Regions from separate parts of the Mus musculus genome. Here region 2 is linked to region 1. The links are chromatin loops, found by intact Hi-C in ENCODE. Cell type or tissue: heart. All regions are shown on one strand. Each heading gives the region's core, and the rest is flanking DNA. Links, peaks and the distances in the headings are about the cores only.

Evidence for each region. Hi-C counts contacts between places; a loop is a spot of excess contacts. Peaks named below come from ENCODE experiments on the same cell type or tissue, not always from the same donor. Only the 100,000 strongest peaks of a DNase experiment are listed, where the experiment ranks them.
Region 2: it touches region 1 in a loop (4-fold over the local background); 17 of 42 quality-filtered maps call a loop at or near these places.

Annotation. Positions count from the first base shown.
Region 1 is chr11:79,015,716-79,024,041 of GRCm38, reverse strand. Ksr1 (kinase suppressor of ras 1) reads left to right here. Exons shown (of 19, transcript NM_013571.3): 15 at 2,522-2,655; 16 at 3,229-3,360; 17 at 3,552-3,687; 18 at 4,347-4,480; 19 at 7,779-8,326. The coding sequence ends at 7,857. It overlaps Gm11201 (predicted gene 11201), which reads right to left and starts at 445. Exons shown (of 6, transcript NR_045873.1): 1 at 326-445. In heart, for the core only: CTCF peaks have their summits at 4,004 (motif pointing left) and 4,580 (motif pointing left); DNase peaks (open chromatin) are centred at 561, 3,331, 3,491, 4,581 and 2 weaker places; H3K4me3 peaks cover 268 bases; H3K27ac peaks cover 3,969 bases.
Region 2 is chr11:78,963,077-78,971,402 of GRCm38, reverse strand. It overlaps Lgals9 (lectin, galactose binding, soluble 9), which reads left to right. Exons shown (of 10, transcript NM_001159301.1): 4 at 1-86; 5 at 3,370-3,405; 6 at 3,909-3,959; 7 at 4,485-4,526; 8 at 5,317-5,405; 9 at 5,549-5,711; 10 at 7,862-8,326. The coding sequence ends at 8,008. Among named protein-coding and RNA genes, the nearest start is that of Lgals9, 18 kb to the left of the region's middle. In heart, for the core only: a CTCF peak has its summit at 3,865 (motif pointing left); no DNase peak of the experiment used is centred there.

The DNA of each region.
Region 1 (8,326 bases), core at 129-8,128:
ATGAACTCCTGTCTCAGAAAAGAAGATTCGCCCCTGGCAGCTGTGCTTCAGTTTGCCTTCTATGCCCCGCCCCCCACCCTGTTCCCTTCTCTGGTGCATTCAGTGTGTACGGATGTCTTTAGAAAAGATCATCACAGTGGCATTTGGGGACAAACTAGGGTTTCAGTCTGTCCCTTTCCCATGGTCACACTTATAGATTAAGCCGAGTCCAAAACCCCAAGGTGTCAGTCACCTCTGCCTGCAGTGTGGTCCGTGGTCTTTCACCAGGGACTCTGCTCCATCTCCCCACCCCGCACCTGAATCCTGCTGCTCCCCACTTTCGGACCTTTCTCAGAACTGGGAGCTGTCCTCTGAGTCACGTGACCCAAGGTGGCCAGAGTGGCCACTTGCAGGGCCCAGAAGGAAAGTGACGCGGAGGCTCTGGAGTTGCCTCCGCCTGCCTCTTGTCCCCCCCTGTTTCCTTCCTGCCGAAACCCCTCCTCTCCCCCCACCCCACAGGGGCCCCAGCTCACTTCCGTTTTAGAGTGATCTGAGATGCCTTGAGAGTCAGAAGTGGAGCAGAGGGACCTGACCTTCAGTGAGAGGCTTGTAACTTTGGGGATTGCCATAGAGACCCCAGGAAGCTCTGGGAAAGGACTGATGGTCCAGGCTCTGCTCCACAGCCTGTCTCTTCAGCCTGACCCTTCCCAGCTGTCACATCTGGTTTTTGTTTGTCTGGATGGTTATTTTGTTTTGTGACAGGGACTCGCATAGCCTCGGCGGTCCTCAAACTCACTGTGTAGCTGAGGATGACCTTAAACTCCTCCCTCCATCTCTCAAGTCCTGGGATTATAAATGTAACCCACCAAGCCCCACTCAATGTCTGTGGTGTGAATAAGCCTCAGAGAGGGACAGCTCCTTGTCCCTAGTCAGCCCACAATGGAATCTGTCACTGGGGCACCTGGGAAAGGCTGTGCCTGGTTTAGGAAATGGCAGTTATATTTTATAAAGTTTGGTTTGCACTTCAGTCAGAGTCTGGGGAAGGGCCTCTCACCGGAAGACAGGCCCGAGGGGAGGCTCCAAGCCTTGCACCCTCTTGCGTCTTAGAGCAGGATCCACTTGGGTTAAGCTCTTCTGATACTCCCGATACTCCCTGCAGTGGGTTTGTGTCTGGTTGATACTGTTTCCTAAAAGTGGCTTTTATGTTTCTAGGCATGTGACCCAAACTCCCTTATAGCCAGGGACACTTTTGGGAAACCTCATGGGGAGGCTGGGAGGTGGGAGGAGGCCACAGCCAGACAGGCCATTCTATCATGAGTGACAGTGTCTTGCCCCAGAGGTGTCCATGCTCCATTCCCTCTAGGAATCCTGAGAACTTGGGGATTAGTGCTGAGTAGCTGTGGCCTTAATGAGATCCAATTGTCAGGTCATAGGCTCTGTGTGCCTGACCCCTGAATGCTCACATGCTGGTGGGAATCACACACCACATTTCTCCTGGTGTGTGGCCATGGCCGCACAGTGCTAGCCTCTGAGTGGAGATGGAGCATGGAACTCAGACCTCAGGCTTCATCTGGGGTTCCTGCTACCATGACAAAGTATTAGATACAGCTCAACTTTAGATCTCACCCTGGGAATGAATGTGTCTGTTACCTGCTCTGAGAGCTGCCTTGCTGAAGGGCAGAATCCAGCTAGGCTCCGTATGCCCCAGCCCAGATGATAAGTCTCCTCTCCTCTTCCTCTTCCTCTTCCTCTTCCTCTCCCTCTCCCTCTCCCCCTCCCTCTCCCCCTCCCCCTCCCCTCCTCTTTTCTCCTCTCTCTCTCTCTCTCTCTCTCTCTCTCTCTCTCTCTCTCTCTCTCTCTCGTGTGTATGTGTGTGCAGTGGGGGGAGGAAGATGGGAGAAAAGAAGCAAGGGAGAAAGGGCTGGGACTGTACATGGTTGGCAGTTATGTGTCATAGAGGCCCAAAATGGGCCCTGGATTCTTTGGAATAAGAGTTACAGATGGTTGTGAGCTACCCTATGTGGGTGCTGGAAACTGAACTCTGGCCCTCCGCTAGAGAAGGAAGTGTTCCTAACCACTGAGCCATCTCCCAGCCCCGGTCAATTATTTTCTAAGTCAGTAATGCTGAGTACTTAACACAGGACCATGTGCATGCTTACTGCTAAGCTGCATCACAACATCACTGCTAAGCCCATATCACTCATCTCTATGCTCCTTGACTACCCGAGACCACTCACCGTGTCCACACCCCACAGTTACCCAAGTCTGAGGTGGCTGTTGGGCAGCAGAGTGGCATAGAAAGAGCATCAACCAGCTTAAGGTCAGATCTATGCTCCCTGTCTAACTGCTGTGTGACTTGGGGCAATTCACTTGCCCTCTCTGAGCCTCAGTTGCTTCATCTGCAAGCTGAGGACAGTATCCTCCTGCCTGCTGTCTGTGTGAAGATTGGACCTGGGGGTGAATTCTGTGTGGTACCCCGAGTAAAGCTCAACCTCCATCTTTAACCCCCACACACACTAACGCTAGGTTGTCTGTCTTCCAGGGCATGGGTTATCTTCATGCAAAAGGCATCGTGCACAAGGACCTCAAGTCCAAGAATGTCTTCTATGACAACGGCAAAGTGGTCATCACAGACTTCGGGCTGTTTGGGATCTCGGGTGTGGTCCGAGAGGAACGGTGAGTTGGGAAGCCGGGGCACTGTGTAAGTGTGAAGTGCCCACAGCTGTGTTGCTGGAGAGAGCCTTGCCACACAGGCTAGGTCACCTCGGTCTGTGGTTCAGCCCATGCGCTTTCAGGCCAGTGTTGGGTGTGGGTGATATTTAGGTCCCTCATGGTACTCAGCTTCCAGGTGGGTACCATGCAGGCTGAGGGACCAGGCTGGTCGCCCCTCATGAGACAGAACATTGGGGTTTAGTTCCTGTGGTTGTAAAGGGTTGGGGTGGCAAAAAAAAGCCCTAAGAATGGGAGCCTAAGGAAGAGTGGCAGGCCAGTAGCATGCAGGTTTGATATCTGCAGTCATCCGAGACCTAGACAAACCAGCTGCTCTCCCAGCACGGGGACTCAGACCCTGTCACTGACGGCTCCCCGCCATTCCCAACTGTGGCCTCCCTCCCTAGACGCGCCCATCCTATTCAAAGGCAAGATCTCCTGCTCCTCTCTTGGCTTTCTGTGTACCACTTGTGAGTACAGATGTGTGTAGTCAGGCCACCCGCTCCCCCACTGAGGTGTCGTTCTTGTCCTGACCTCCAGGCGCGAGAACCAACTGAAACTGTCACATGACTGGCTGTGCTACCTGGCCCCCGAGATCGTACGAGAAATGATCCCGGGGCGGGACGAGGACCAGCTGCCCTTCTCCAAAGCAGCCGATGTCTATGCATTCGGGTGAGTCGACCACTGGCCCCCCCAAGTGCAAATGAGAAGGCCCTGGTGGGGGCGGGGGGGAGGTGTGCCTTGGAAAGTCATGGCTGTGCTAGCTGGGCAGAGTGACTGCCTTTGACCTCTGGTCTCTGGCATCTAGCGTGGGCCAGCCATTGTGGAGCTCTAGTAGCTCACACTGTGGTGTGTCTCCACAGGACTGTGTGGTATGAACTACAGGCAAGAGACTGGCCCTTTAAGCACCAGCCTGCTGAGGCCTTGATCTGGCAGATTGGAAGTGGGGAAGGAGTACGGCGCGTCCTGGCATCCGTCAGCCTGGGGAAGGAAGTCGGCGTGAGTAGAGGGACAGAAGGACAAGTGTGGGCTGGGCATGTGACATGACTGAGAAGGCTTTCGTAGTGGTACAGGCACAGGGACCATTAATACCTAATACCGTTATATGGAGAACAAAAGTGTCAGGGGTGTGTGCCTTGTGTTGGCAACGTGTGCAGGCCACACCCCTGGATGTCAGGACTACAGAGGGTGCTGTGGGGCTGAGTGGACCCTGAGAAGAAAGCCTTCCTTCTGTCATGGCAGCTGTTCTGAGGGTTCTCAGCGGCTGCTCCTGTATTTAGTCCTGCCTGTCCAGTCTCTGCTCTGGAACGCTGAGGCGCCCCCTAGTGGCAGGGCCGTTCTCTATGCTTTCCAAGAACCCTGCATTTACCTTCAGATGTTTTCATGTTCATAGGATGTACCTTCCATCTTGAAAGGCCGTCCGCTTTCATTCTGACCTCTCCCATTTTCCATTCTGTTTGACTTGGTCGCTGACAAGTCGAGGGGGAAGGAAAGCAGACAAGTCCTCTTTGACCTGGAAGGTTGGAGGATCACCTGATTCTGACTCCACAGATGCGCGGGGCACTTGAGTGCTTCTTGGGGCTCCTCGGGAAATGCTCTGTCCTTGTGCTTCACTACCCAGATGCCCACACACCACCAACCCCAGTGCTTCTTTACAGGAGATCCTGTCTGCCTGCTGGGCTTTCGATCTGCAGGAGAGACCCAGCTTCAGCCTGCTGATGGACATGCTGGAGAGGCTGCCCAAGCTGAACCGGCGGCTCTCCCACCCTGGGCACTTTTGGAAGTCGGCTGAGTAAGTACTCCCTCCTTCTGTGAACCATCCTGAGCGCCTCTGTCTAGAGTGTCTGAGGGCGCCCTCTGCTGGACATGCATCAGACCACAATCCAAGGCTTCCACGGTGTAGGAGCTGAAGGATTCTCACCTCCCCAGTTGATGCTGGAGGCCCCCTGTAATGGGGGGCACCTCCTTTCCACCTGTGAAAATCCACACATCACCGTAATAGACTGTCACTGACACCAAGCCCAGGCTAGACCATGGTGGGAGAGTTGTGCCTGAGAGAAGGGGTCAGAGGTCAGGTCCATGTGAGTACCAAAACAGCCCCCAATAAGCAACATCAGTATTGCTTAGGCTGGCACCCACTTAGTCACTGAACTGTTGAGCACTGGGAGCTTGCCGCCCCCTAGTGAGCCACGCCACTGAGCTCTGTGGCACCCGTGTCAGAAGCCTTTCCCCCTAGTGGCCCTTTGTGTCCTGAGACACAGAGCAGAAGAGGCTGCTGTCATCTCCTCTGTATTCTGTCCTGTTCTGTTTCTACTTTGGCTCTCTGGCTTCCTCTCCCAAAGACACCTCTCCAGCCACAACCCTTTGTCAGGATCTGGGTCCCTGTCACTTGTCTTGGCTTTCACAGTGGGCGTTAGGGAAGATCCAGAGTTGCATAAACTTTGCCAGTCATCAGGCGGTAAATCCTGGAAGCTGGGCAAGGGAGGTGCTGGCATTGGCGGTGGGGGAGGGGTCACGAGGCCCCAGGGCTGAGCCCTGTGCTGCTTGCTGCTGTAGATCTTCCTTAGGCCCTCTGGGTACAGGCTTCCTCCTCTGTGAAACCATGCCAGCACCGGACACTGGCATTCAGAGATGACTCCTGTTTCTGAAAACCAGTCATCCCCACGGTCTCAGCTCACAGATGGGAGAGGAGTCCACTAGTAGGGACCGTCACCAGGCCACAGCCACCAGCTCCCAGGCTTCCGTGGCTTCCTCGGACATGGGGTCTCTAACTCTCACTTCTGTTTTCTTTCCTGTCGGCTTCATCACTTTTCGTTTTTGGGGGGGTGGCGGATACACTGGCCTGTCTTGTCATCTCCCCTGTTCTACCATCCTGACTCCTCCACCTGTCTGCTGGCTGCCATCACCCACCGGGCTGGACCGGATTGGACGGCTCTCTTCAACTGCTGGTGAAACGGTCTCGGGCACCCCTAGCCGCTGGCGGAGCCGCTACTACGGGAAAGGACGCTATGGTCACCCCGACTTTAAGAACTCCTGTCCAGTTCTGGAGGAATAGTGTGTTTCTGCCATTCTCTCGTTTTCTGCCTGTGTGTGGCTGTCCTACCCACCCTCCCATTCTGTCTCTGCATGCCAGCTTCTCACATTCTTGCTTTGATTTCCCATAATCCATAATGACCTCTTGCATCTGAAATGGCCACCAGACTTGTGTTTCTCACAGAGAGTTAAAGAAACGCACGGTGTGCAGCAGGGAGGGCCCCTCTCCATACCACAGGAGCTAGCTAGCATGTGGGCGAGGGGGGTTTAGCGCTCAGTGAGCCAAGCAGGTCCCCCCAAGTCCCACTATGGCTAGAGCTCAGGAGAGGAGAATCCAGTGATCCGGCTGTGGTGGTGTACGCCTATCATCCCAGCATTGAGGAGGCCGAGGCAGGGGGATTTTAAGTTTGGGTCTAGCCTAGGATACATAGTAAAATGTCAGAAGTAGAATCATCAGTGGCAGCTGGGGACGGGGATGGGCACACGCCTTTAATCCCGGCACTCGGGAGGCAGGGGCAGGTGGATCTCTATGAGTCTGAGTCTGAGGCCAGCCTGGTCTACACAGTGAGTGCCAGAAGAGACCCTGTCTCAAAAAGCAAACCAAACAAGCACAAGTGAACGGCTGGGGGTGTGACTCTGTGTAGAGCTCTTGCTTAGTATTCACAAGGCTGGGTTTGGGGTCCAGAACTACAGACATTAATAATGATAATAGTAATAATGAATGTAGAGAGAGGGAGGGAGGAGCCAAGAAAGCAGAAGTGATCATCTCTGAAGCCAGTTTGCTCGTCACAGGGAGCCCTGGGGACCTACGACTGCCCCGTGGGAACTTGGAGAAGATTCCCTGTGCTTGTCCCCAGCCATTCTGAGGGGTGGAGGTGGGGATCCTGTTCTGAGGTGGGTCCCTGGGCATCTGGCCTGGCCAGGCCCCTAAGCCCTGGCTCCTTTAGGCTCAGACTCTGATACCACTCTCTCCTCTGTCCCTAGGTTGTAGACCTGGCTGTCTTGCATGCCCCGGGGCTTCCTTCCTCCTAAACACCGACTCAGCTTCGTGACTTCTGCTAAGACTCAAAAAATGCCAGCAGGCACTAACCCAGGGGACGCCATCTCTGCTGCTCCAGACTCCTCCCTGTGCTCCATTTAACAGCTTCCCCTCCCCTCCACATGGCCTGTGGGTGCCTGACTTTCATCACTGCCAGGGGAGGATGGCACTAACAGAGTGACCCTCGAGGCGGAAGAGCAGCTTTCAGCCGCCTTCCTGGATAAGATGGTCTCTTTTCTCTTGTTCTCCCAAGAGTGGCTCTTGCTTGTGTTCCTCTGCTCCCTAGCCCTTACTAACACCTTCATGAGCCCCTGCTGAGCATGCTCAGGATGGGGAGGGGCTCGGTGACCCTGGGACATTGTTCTACAAAGGGTGTCACAGTTCGGAGCTGCCCAGAGTCAGCACTGAGGTCATGGACCCTGACTGGAGTCCTCTCTTTCTCTTGAAGACAGGACACACACACACACACACACTGATGAAAGGCATCAGTTTAAAAAGGCTGGGTCCTTAGGAGCCACACTCAAAACTGTCATAAACAACGTGATACCTGCCACCAGAGCTTAGTAATGGAGGCAAACCTGCTGCCACATCTGTTAGGAGTTCATGTCCTTCCCTGACCAGATTTCTGCAGTCAGGCTCGGGATTCTGCTCCATAGTGGCCCCAGTAGGCCCCGTGTGAGCGCTATTTCTAAAAGGAGTGTGTGGCATTGCTGGTCCTCAGGCCTGGCTCACCCAGTCCCACATCCATGTGGGGCAGCCAGGGTGGAAACTACAGCTACCGCCATGCTGGGTGCTGGGCAGTCAGGTGGACAAGCATCTGTTTTCCCCTCAGCCCTGCCAGGAAGGGAATGTAGCCGAGGCCCGGGGCTTAGGGAGGCCAGGAGCAGCTCTGCCAAGACTGTGGGCGGAGCAGTCGCCTTCACTCGGCTCCTCTGCTAAGCTTAACCAGCGACAACCTTAACTCTGGACTGGACGAGGCCAGCAGAGCCATAACCCGTGTCTCTGCTCCTCTTCACAGCATTAACAGCAGCAAAGTCATGCCCCGCTTTGAAAGGTTTGGCCTGGGGACCCTGGAGTCCGGTAATCCAAAGATGTAGCCAGCCCTGCACGTTCATGCAGAGAGTGTCTTCCTTTCGAAAACATGATCACGAAACATGCAGACCACCACCTCAAGGAATCAGAAGCATTGCATCCCAAGCTGCGGACTGGGAGCGTGTCTCCTCCCTAAAGGACGTGCGTGCGTGCGTGCGTGCGTGCGTGCGTGCGTGCGTCACCAAGGTGTGTGGAGCTCAGGATCGCAGCCATACACGCAACTCCAGATGATACCACTACCGCCAGTGTTTACACAGAGGTTTCTGCCTGGCAAGCTTGGTATTTTACAGTAGGTGAAGATCATTCTGCAGAAGGGTGCTGGCACAGTGGAGCAGCACGGATGTCCCCAGCCCCCGTTCTGGAAGACCCTACAGCTGTGAGAGGCCCAGGGTTGAGCCAGATGAAAGAAAAGCTGCGTGGGTGTGGGCTGTACCCGGAAAAGGGCAGGTGGCAGGAGGTTTGCCTTGGCCTGTG
Region 2 (8,326 bases), core at 148-8,147, 53 kb after region 1:
TGCAGTACCAACACCGCGTACCCTACCACCTCGTGGACACCATCGCTGTCTCCGGCTGCTTGAAGCTGTCCTTTATCACCTTCCAGGTCAGGAAAGGCTGGCACCTGTCCCAGGGTTAGAGGACAGTGACCAGTCGGGCTTGTGCCCACTCAATGGGGCACCAGCAAGCATCTTCCCCAGGTAGCTCTGGAGCTGCCCTGGTTTGCCAATTCGGTGTCTGTCTGCCTGATGTCTGTCTCTCTGTCCCTTTTGGCATTGGTTTCTCTGTGATGAACAATCTACCTTGGTGAAGATGCCAAAGCTTTTCCTTGTCTTTAGCTGTCTAGTGCATGACCAGAAAATTCTAAAAGGATTTTAGAATTCTAAATGGAATCCAAATCAGAGGGCACAGTGTGGCCCAGCCTGGGTCTGCTTGACTGCTGTATTAAAAACAAACAAACAAAACCAAAATCAAACCAAACACCAATCAACCAACAAACCAACAAAAACCCAAAAAAACTTTTGTGTGTGTATGTGGTTTTTTTGTTGTTTTGCTTCCTTTTCTTTTCTTTTCTTTTCTTTCCTTTCCTTTCCTTTCCTTTCCTTTCCTTTCCTTTCCTTTCCTTTCCTTTCCTTTCCTTTCCTTTTCGTGTGTGGCAAAATTTCACTGTGTAGCTCAGGCTGGCCTCTAATTTATGATTCTTCTGCTTCCACCTCTTGAGTACTGGGATTACAGATATATGGTACCAGGCTCAGCTCTGAAAACAAGTTCTTTATTTTGTGGCAGCGTCTCATGAACTTTTGCCAATCCTCCTGTCTCAGTTTCTCTCTCTCCAGTGTTGTGATTATAGATGCGTAACACCAGGCCTAGTTCTGATTTTTTAGCTCAGGCTGGCCTTGAAATCTGTGTAGCCCAGATTGGCTCTACAGTGTAATCCTCCTGCTTCCAGCCTCTTTAATGCTTGAGATTACAGACCACATTCATGTGTGTTTAAAGAGAGCAATTGAGACAGAGTTTTTCTATGCAGTCCTGGCTCTTTTGGGAACTGGCTATGTAGAGACCAGACTGGCCTTGAATTCTCAGAGTTCCTCCTGCCTCTGCTATCTGAGCGCTGGGATTAAAGGTGTGCACCGCCGCTACCTGGCTTGTTTTAGAATTTTTGATGTGGTGCCAAGATCTGAAAGTCCAGCTGGGCAGCATCTCGGGTCTGCGATTCCGATGGCAGAGGAGTTAGGAGTTCAAGGTCATCCTCTTTCTCTCCTACATAGTGAGTTTAAGACTAGCCTGGGCTACATGAGACTCTGCCACAAAAATACCAAATACAGAAAATAAGTAAGTAAATAAATAAATATCTAGAGATTCTGCGGGGGGGGTGGGGGGGGGAAACTGGCCCCTTTTCCTCTGGCCTCATGCTCACAGCTGCTGATTCTTGACCCTTCCTGCAGGAGCAGAAGCAGGACAGAGGGAGTAAAGGGGCACTGTGACCTTGCTCACGCCAACCTAACCCTTTCCTGGTGTCATTCCTCTGGGTCCGGAGCCAGCCCTTGCTTTTTGCCTGCCCTTGCTTTGGCAATGCCTCCTGTTTCTGTCACCCAGACATGCTTTTGTTTTAACAGAACTCTGCAGCCCCTGTCCAGCATGTCTTCTCCACAGTGCAGTTCTCTCAGCCAGTCCAGTTCCCACGGACCCCTAAGGGGCGCAAACAGAAAGTGAGTTAAGCGTTTGGCCTGGAGATTCAAAGAGGTAGAGCCCAGAGGCAGGTCCAACCAACAAGCTAGCCAGGGGCCTTCAGACCCCATCAAACCAAGCCAGGGTCCTCTGCATTCACCAGCTGCCCAGAATTGTGTCCCTTCTGGCTCTGTTCTTCTAAGTGCCCCTCTCTCTCCCTAAAGCCACTCGTGGGTCTAGCCTGTGGTAACTCCTCACATGTGTCAGCTGGGATGGTTCCTTTCACCGCTGCACAGTGACCTCACCCACCCACTATCTGCCTCACACTCGCCCACTGTAAAATCCTTTAGGGTTAGGGCCAAAAGTCTTTCTGAACAGAGCGCGAAGCCTGGAAGATGCCTATAATCTTCGTACTTTGGGGGCAGAACCAGGAAGGATCAGAAGTTCAAAATCACCTTCAGCTTGAACCATGTGAGACCCTGTCTAAACCAAACCAAACCAAACCAAACCAAACCAAACCAAGCCAAACCAGACAAAACAAAAACTACGCGATAAATAAACGCAAGCTAAAATTCCCCCATAAGGCACAACAGAGCACTGTCTAGTCTGGCTTCAGCTTACTTCCTACCTCCGCTCAGTCACACCACCTCTGCGGTTCACTCAAAGCCCTCGCTGGCCAGTTCTCTTTTGCACAGGCTAACCCATCTGTTCATCTCGCCCCTGACAAACTAACAATTACACTATAATTCTTTGTTTAAATAACACTCGACAAACTAACAATTACACTATAATTCTTGTTTAAATAACACTCAAGAGTTTTTTTCTGGCCCACCTTATGTTATGGTGGACTTGTCACTTGTTTGTGCTGTGTGGGACACAGCATCCTTTGCATGTGCACCTTCTTCAAGTTACCCACCTTCTCCATGCCCAGGAATCCTGGAAGACTGGCACCAGGGCTTGTTTGTTCATTTATGTATTTCCAGCTCCTTACTTGGTGCTGGCACGCAATAGAGACTCAGAACATGGATTTTTTTTTTTTTTTTTGAATAGTCAGGGAGAACAGGAAGCTAAAAACGGAGGGAGGGATATATGCTGGGATGGCGGTGGGATGTGGGTAGGGAGGAAAGGCCAGCAGCTCTGTGGTCACTCAGGCAGTTGCGGTTCATGATGGCCTGAAATGTCACTTGCCTTCTGCCATACTAACTCTAGGTCTGGCAGGGGATCTGGAAGCCATTGCAGGGTAGCCCAATGTTGACCCTGGCCTGGGAGGATATGGGACATGTAGATGCAATGTGACTTAGCTGGGTTCCCTTGGGATCTTCTTACTCAGTGCCTGGGCCAGCCAGGGCAAGTTGCTTAACCTTTCTGAGCCTCGGACCTCAGCAGGGGGATGGGAGTCAAGGACGCTGGCCTCCTTGGAAAGCACTGAAGCTGTGTGCTCAGTACCCAACAAAGCTAAATGCTAACCAAGTGGGGATCTGGGAGTGTGGCTCACACCTCTGTGGGCCCAGAGAAGCCATGTGGCCAGGCGGGTTGAGTCCTCTCTCAGGGGGCCAGGTACCCCCTCTGCATCCTTGAGAGGGTGAGAATTTAAGTGCTGTGCGGCAGGCTCAGGAAGGAGGTGATACTGACCACTAGGACAACACCTGAACTTTGAGGTCACCTCTCACCCCATGTGATCCCAGAGATAACCACCCTCCCCCTCCCTTGATCCTTTTCAGACTCAGAACTTTCGTCCTGCCCACCAGGCACCCATGGTAAGTCCTCCGCTTGTGTGTGTGTGTGTGTGTGTTTAGAACCTCTTCTTTATGGCTCCAGCATCCCTCATAAGGGCAGACAAGACAACACACACTCCTTACCCCCCAGGCCTCAGGGATATTGGTGGGAGGGGGCTGCAGGTGTGCTTGGCTGGCTCTGATCAAATAGAGAGAACAATGCTGGGGGTGAATTCTGTTGGTGGAGTAGAGTGTTTGAGTAGCGCACACAAATCCCTGAGTTTATCCTCAGTATCCCTCAACAATACATGGTGGTGGCACACAGCTGGATTCCAAGCACTGGCAAGGCTGGTGGGCATAACTCTAACCATAATCTATCTTCCGCTCCCCAGCCCTAGTGTATATGGGTGTCTGGGAGGGACTGTGGTGAAAGACCTGCCTGATTACAGTCCAAGCTTCAGGCTTACGGGTGGATATTATGCAGCGCCCTCTGGTGACAGGTAGTAGTCCTTGTAACGGTGAGAAACCATTTCTTTTTTTCCCAGGCTCAAACTACCATCCATATGGTTCACAGCACCCCTGGACAGATGTTCTCTGTAAGTCTAAAATTTTTGGTTACCTCACAGCCCTACCACTTTCCTTTAGTCAATGGCATAATTCCCTAGAGTCACAAAGTTGGAACCAAAGTACTTAGGACAGACATGGAGAAAGCTGGGGCTGGGCCCTCTGCTAAGAAGAACAGCCCAAACTCTCCTGGGGACAACAGACACTCAGAAGCAGTCTTTATAGGACTATAACTGGCAGGCATTCTGGTTCTCCAGTTGCCCAGGCTGGAGTGTGGTGGCCCCAGACCCTAGCTTGCTAACTAAGCTCAAACCCCCACCGAGTCACTACTGACAGCCAGTCTATCTGTCCTTCCCCTACACAGTGCAGGTGGGAGACCCTGAGTTGATGGGGATGCATGGGAAGTGGCTAAAAGACAAGGGACTGTCGTGGGCTCCAGGAAAAACGCCAGGAAGTTCTGTGTCTGCTGGTGTGACAGAGAAGAGGGACGGGAGGCTCCGAGGGCTGGCTGTTGAAGGTCCCTTGGAGTGTGTGTCACTCGTGTGTCTCTTCCACAGACTCCTGGAATCCCTCCTGTGGTGTACCCCACCCCAGCCTATGTAAGTGGTTTCCTGTGGAGCTCTGGAGCTTTGGCTCATGTTGGGCAGGGTGAGAGGTGAGGGCTTTGTGGGAGAGTTCTCTGACTGACATGACCAGTGAAGGTTCCTGCACCCAGGTAAACAGTTCAAGTATCTATCAGTAGACAGTTGGAAAAGAGCTTTCAACTTTAAAATGGCCCCTTCAGCATGAGCAAATTGTAGACCCGCCTTAGACACCATGACCAAGGCACCTTACAGAAGGAAGAGTTTAATTTGGGGCTTACAAGCTCATGACCATCACAGCAGGGAACCTGGCAGCAAAGAGGCAGGCACAACACCGAAGCAGTAGCTGAGAGCTCGCATTTTGTAGGAGGCCGGGGTTGAGGGGTAGAGGAGGCTGGGAATGGTACAGGTCATTTGAAACCTCAAAGCTTAAACCCCAGCGACACATTTTCTCCAACAAGACCACACCTCCCAATCCTTCACAAACAGTCCCATCAACAGGGGACCAACTATTTAAATATATGAGCCTCTGGATGGTGGAGGGAGGGGCATTCTCATTAAACCCCAACACCCCAACAAGACATTTGTGCCCCAACAATATTCCTCCTCATTATAGTTGAAATGTATTTTGGGAAACACAGGAAGGGTTCTTTTGTTTTGACACTTATTGAGTCAAGTAAAGGAAACTGGATTCCTTCCAGAAGATTCAGGACTCATGGGCCAGGCTTTAGAGTCCTTAGACACTGTGTCCCCTGCTGTTGCTGAATGAAGCCCAGCTGAAGATACTCTATTCTCACCCTCTCTACAGACCATACCTTTCTACACCCCCATTCCAAATGGGCTTTACCCGTCCAAGTCCATCATGATATCAGGCAATGTCTTGCCAGATGCTACGAGGTAAGACAACCCCCAGGGCTCCCACAACAGAGGCTCCCAGGGTTGTTCTGGTCAGCGTGGCTCTGAGCCACCTGGGATGATGGGTAGGGGCTGAGCCCAGAGCTCAGTAACTAAACGGGGTCTCTGTGAACTGTCCATTCCAGGTTCCATATCAACCTTCGCTGTGGAGGTGACATTGCTTTCCACCTGAACCCCCGTTTCAATGAGAATGCTGTTGTCCGAAACACTCAGATCAACAACTCCTGGGGGCAGGAAGAGCGAAGTCTGCTTGGGAGGATGCCCTTCAGTCGAGGCCAGAGCTTCTCGGTAAGATGCTGGGGTGCAAGAGGAGGATGCAGGGGTCTGTGATGGGATACAGGCTGATGCCTGTGATGTGAGGGCTGCATCCCAAAGGAGAGAAAATGTTGTACAAATTGGTATTATTTCATGAGTACTGCCCCTGCTGAAGTAAAGGTTTGTATCTGCTATGTCCACTTCCCCCTGATCTGGGAACTGACAGACAGCCTTAGGCTAGGCAAGAACAGTAGCCTGAGTTAGTTAGTTAGTTAGTTTGTTTGTTTGTTTGTTTTAGGCAGGGATTCACTTTAGCCCAGGCTTACCTACAACTCACTCTGTAGGGTGTCTGCCCTTGAGCTCAGGTGATTCATCTACCTTGCTAGGATTACAGGCCTGAACCACCACACCCATTTCCCAGCCCTGCCTCCTTCTTTTCCTCCTCCTCCTCCTCCTCCTCCTCCATACTAGTAAGTCATGGCTGTCCTTTTTTTTTTTTTAAGATTAATTTATTTATTATATGTAAGTACACGGTAGCTGTCTTCAAACATGCCAGAAGAGGGCGTCAGATCTTATTACAAATGGTTGTGAGCCACCATGTGGTTGCTGGGATTTGAACTCAGGATCTTCAGAAGAACAGTCAGTGCTCTTAACCGATGAGCCATCTCTCCAGTCCCTTTTCCTTCTTCCTTTTCTTCCTTCCTTCTTTTCTTTCTTTCCTTCTATTTTGAGATGGGGGTCTTAAGAAGGTTAGTCTTGAACCCACTGTCTCAGCTTCCGGAATAGGGCAGCGTACAGCCCTGCACTATGGGGCTTAGCTGTTCCTGAGTTTTATAGAGGGGCAGATAAACTCACAAAGATGGGTCACGTGCATGAGGTCACACAGCCAGTTTTGTGCCAATCACAGCCAAGAGTGAACTGCCATTCACTCGTTGGCTTATGCAGTCATGTGTTACCAAGGAGGAAGAGCTGGCATTGAGCTGCGGCTGGAAGCCTGATACCCCAAGTAGGCCTTATCCACCCTGGTTAAAACATCAAATTACCCAGTGAGCTTAAATGAGAAAAATCAATGCTGAGACCCTGCCCCTGGGCCAATGTGCAGCCATCATTTGGAAATGTAATGACAACACTCTCTGCCACAAGACTTAGAGCATGGGGCTCTAGGTCATAAAGCAAGCTTGCATTTCGCTATTGTTATTGAGACACATACATAGCCCAGGCTTGTCTCACACTTACTTCATATTCAAGGCTGGCCTTGAACTCCTGATCCTCCTGCCTCTCAAGTGCAGTAATTAATTACAGACATGTAGCACGCCTGGCTTTTTTTTTTTTTAATTTATGAGTGTTTTTCAGCATGGATTTATACCATGTGCATGCATGCCTGAGGCCCTCAGAAGTCAGAAGAAGGCATCAGATCCCCTGGAGCTAGAGTTACAGACAGTTGTGAGCTGCCATGTGGGTGCTAGGAAATGAACCCAGGTCCTCTGCAAGAGCAGCCAGTGCTCTTAGCTGCTGAGCCATCTCTCCAGCCTCCTGAACTTGGACTTTAGTTTAGTGACAACACAGACCTAATAAATAAAACAGAATCTCATAGAGTAAAAGGGTGGGGTGTGGCGGGGTCTGCGGCACACTTTGGATAGATAGTGCTCACATCCAGTGTGAGGTGAGTGTTAGCCTGGTCCTCACACAGTTCAAGATGAGTGTTAGCGGTGGCCCTGGGTCACAAAGCTTTAACTTGGTTGTGTCAGTTGTCTCGTTGAAAATGACTTGGTGGAGACCAGGCCCAAAACACTGGAGACAGGTAGCCCAAGCCAACTGCTGTCACTAGTGGCTCAGGGTTCATCTGGAGAGTGAGATTGGGGTGGGGACACGGTCTGGGTAGATGGTTGGGGGGAATGGGTGGGAGTCAGGAGGTGAGAGAGGCATGGAAGGTTGTGGGGGGGATGGGGGATGGGCCAGTACTCTTCTCTCTCTGAAGGGTAGGAAATCAATCACGCAAATAAGTTTGGGAACAGCTTCCACAAATGCACAGGCCAAGAGAATGCTGTTGTTTAGTGGAAGGCAGACCCTTCAGGCTGTCTAGAGGCCAGGTTTGGGGCTTGCTTCTAAGGAAGGAGAGAGGCTGGGGGAAGAAGACACAATCCTGGGTTCTCAAAATGCCCTGTTGTGATGTCTCTGCCCAGGTGTGGATCATATGTGAAGGTCACTGCTTCAAGGTAGCTGTGAATGGTCAACACATGTGTGAATATTACCACCGCCTGAAGAACTTGCAGGATATCAACACTCTAGAAGTGGCGGGTGATATCCAGCTGACCCACGTGCAGACATAGGCAAGGTCTCTGGCCTAGGGATAAGGGCTGGAGCACTCTGCCTGTGTCTTATCTTTCCCCTGTCTCAGCCCTGGCACCATCAGAAGAGATCATCACTTATAGGAATTCCAGGAAGGTGAAATTCCCAATTGACTCCCTCCACAAAGGGGGTTTTCTAGGCTGTGTGGCACATGGCTGTCAGCCCATAGTCTGAGCCATTGCCCCCAAGCTAGCTATATACTGAGGGAAGTGACCCTCCTGGGTTTGCTCAGATCTCTGATCGTTCCCCCCTCTGTGGCCCTTTTCTTTCACCCCTCCAGGAGAGCCACCCTGATATCA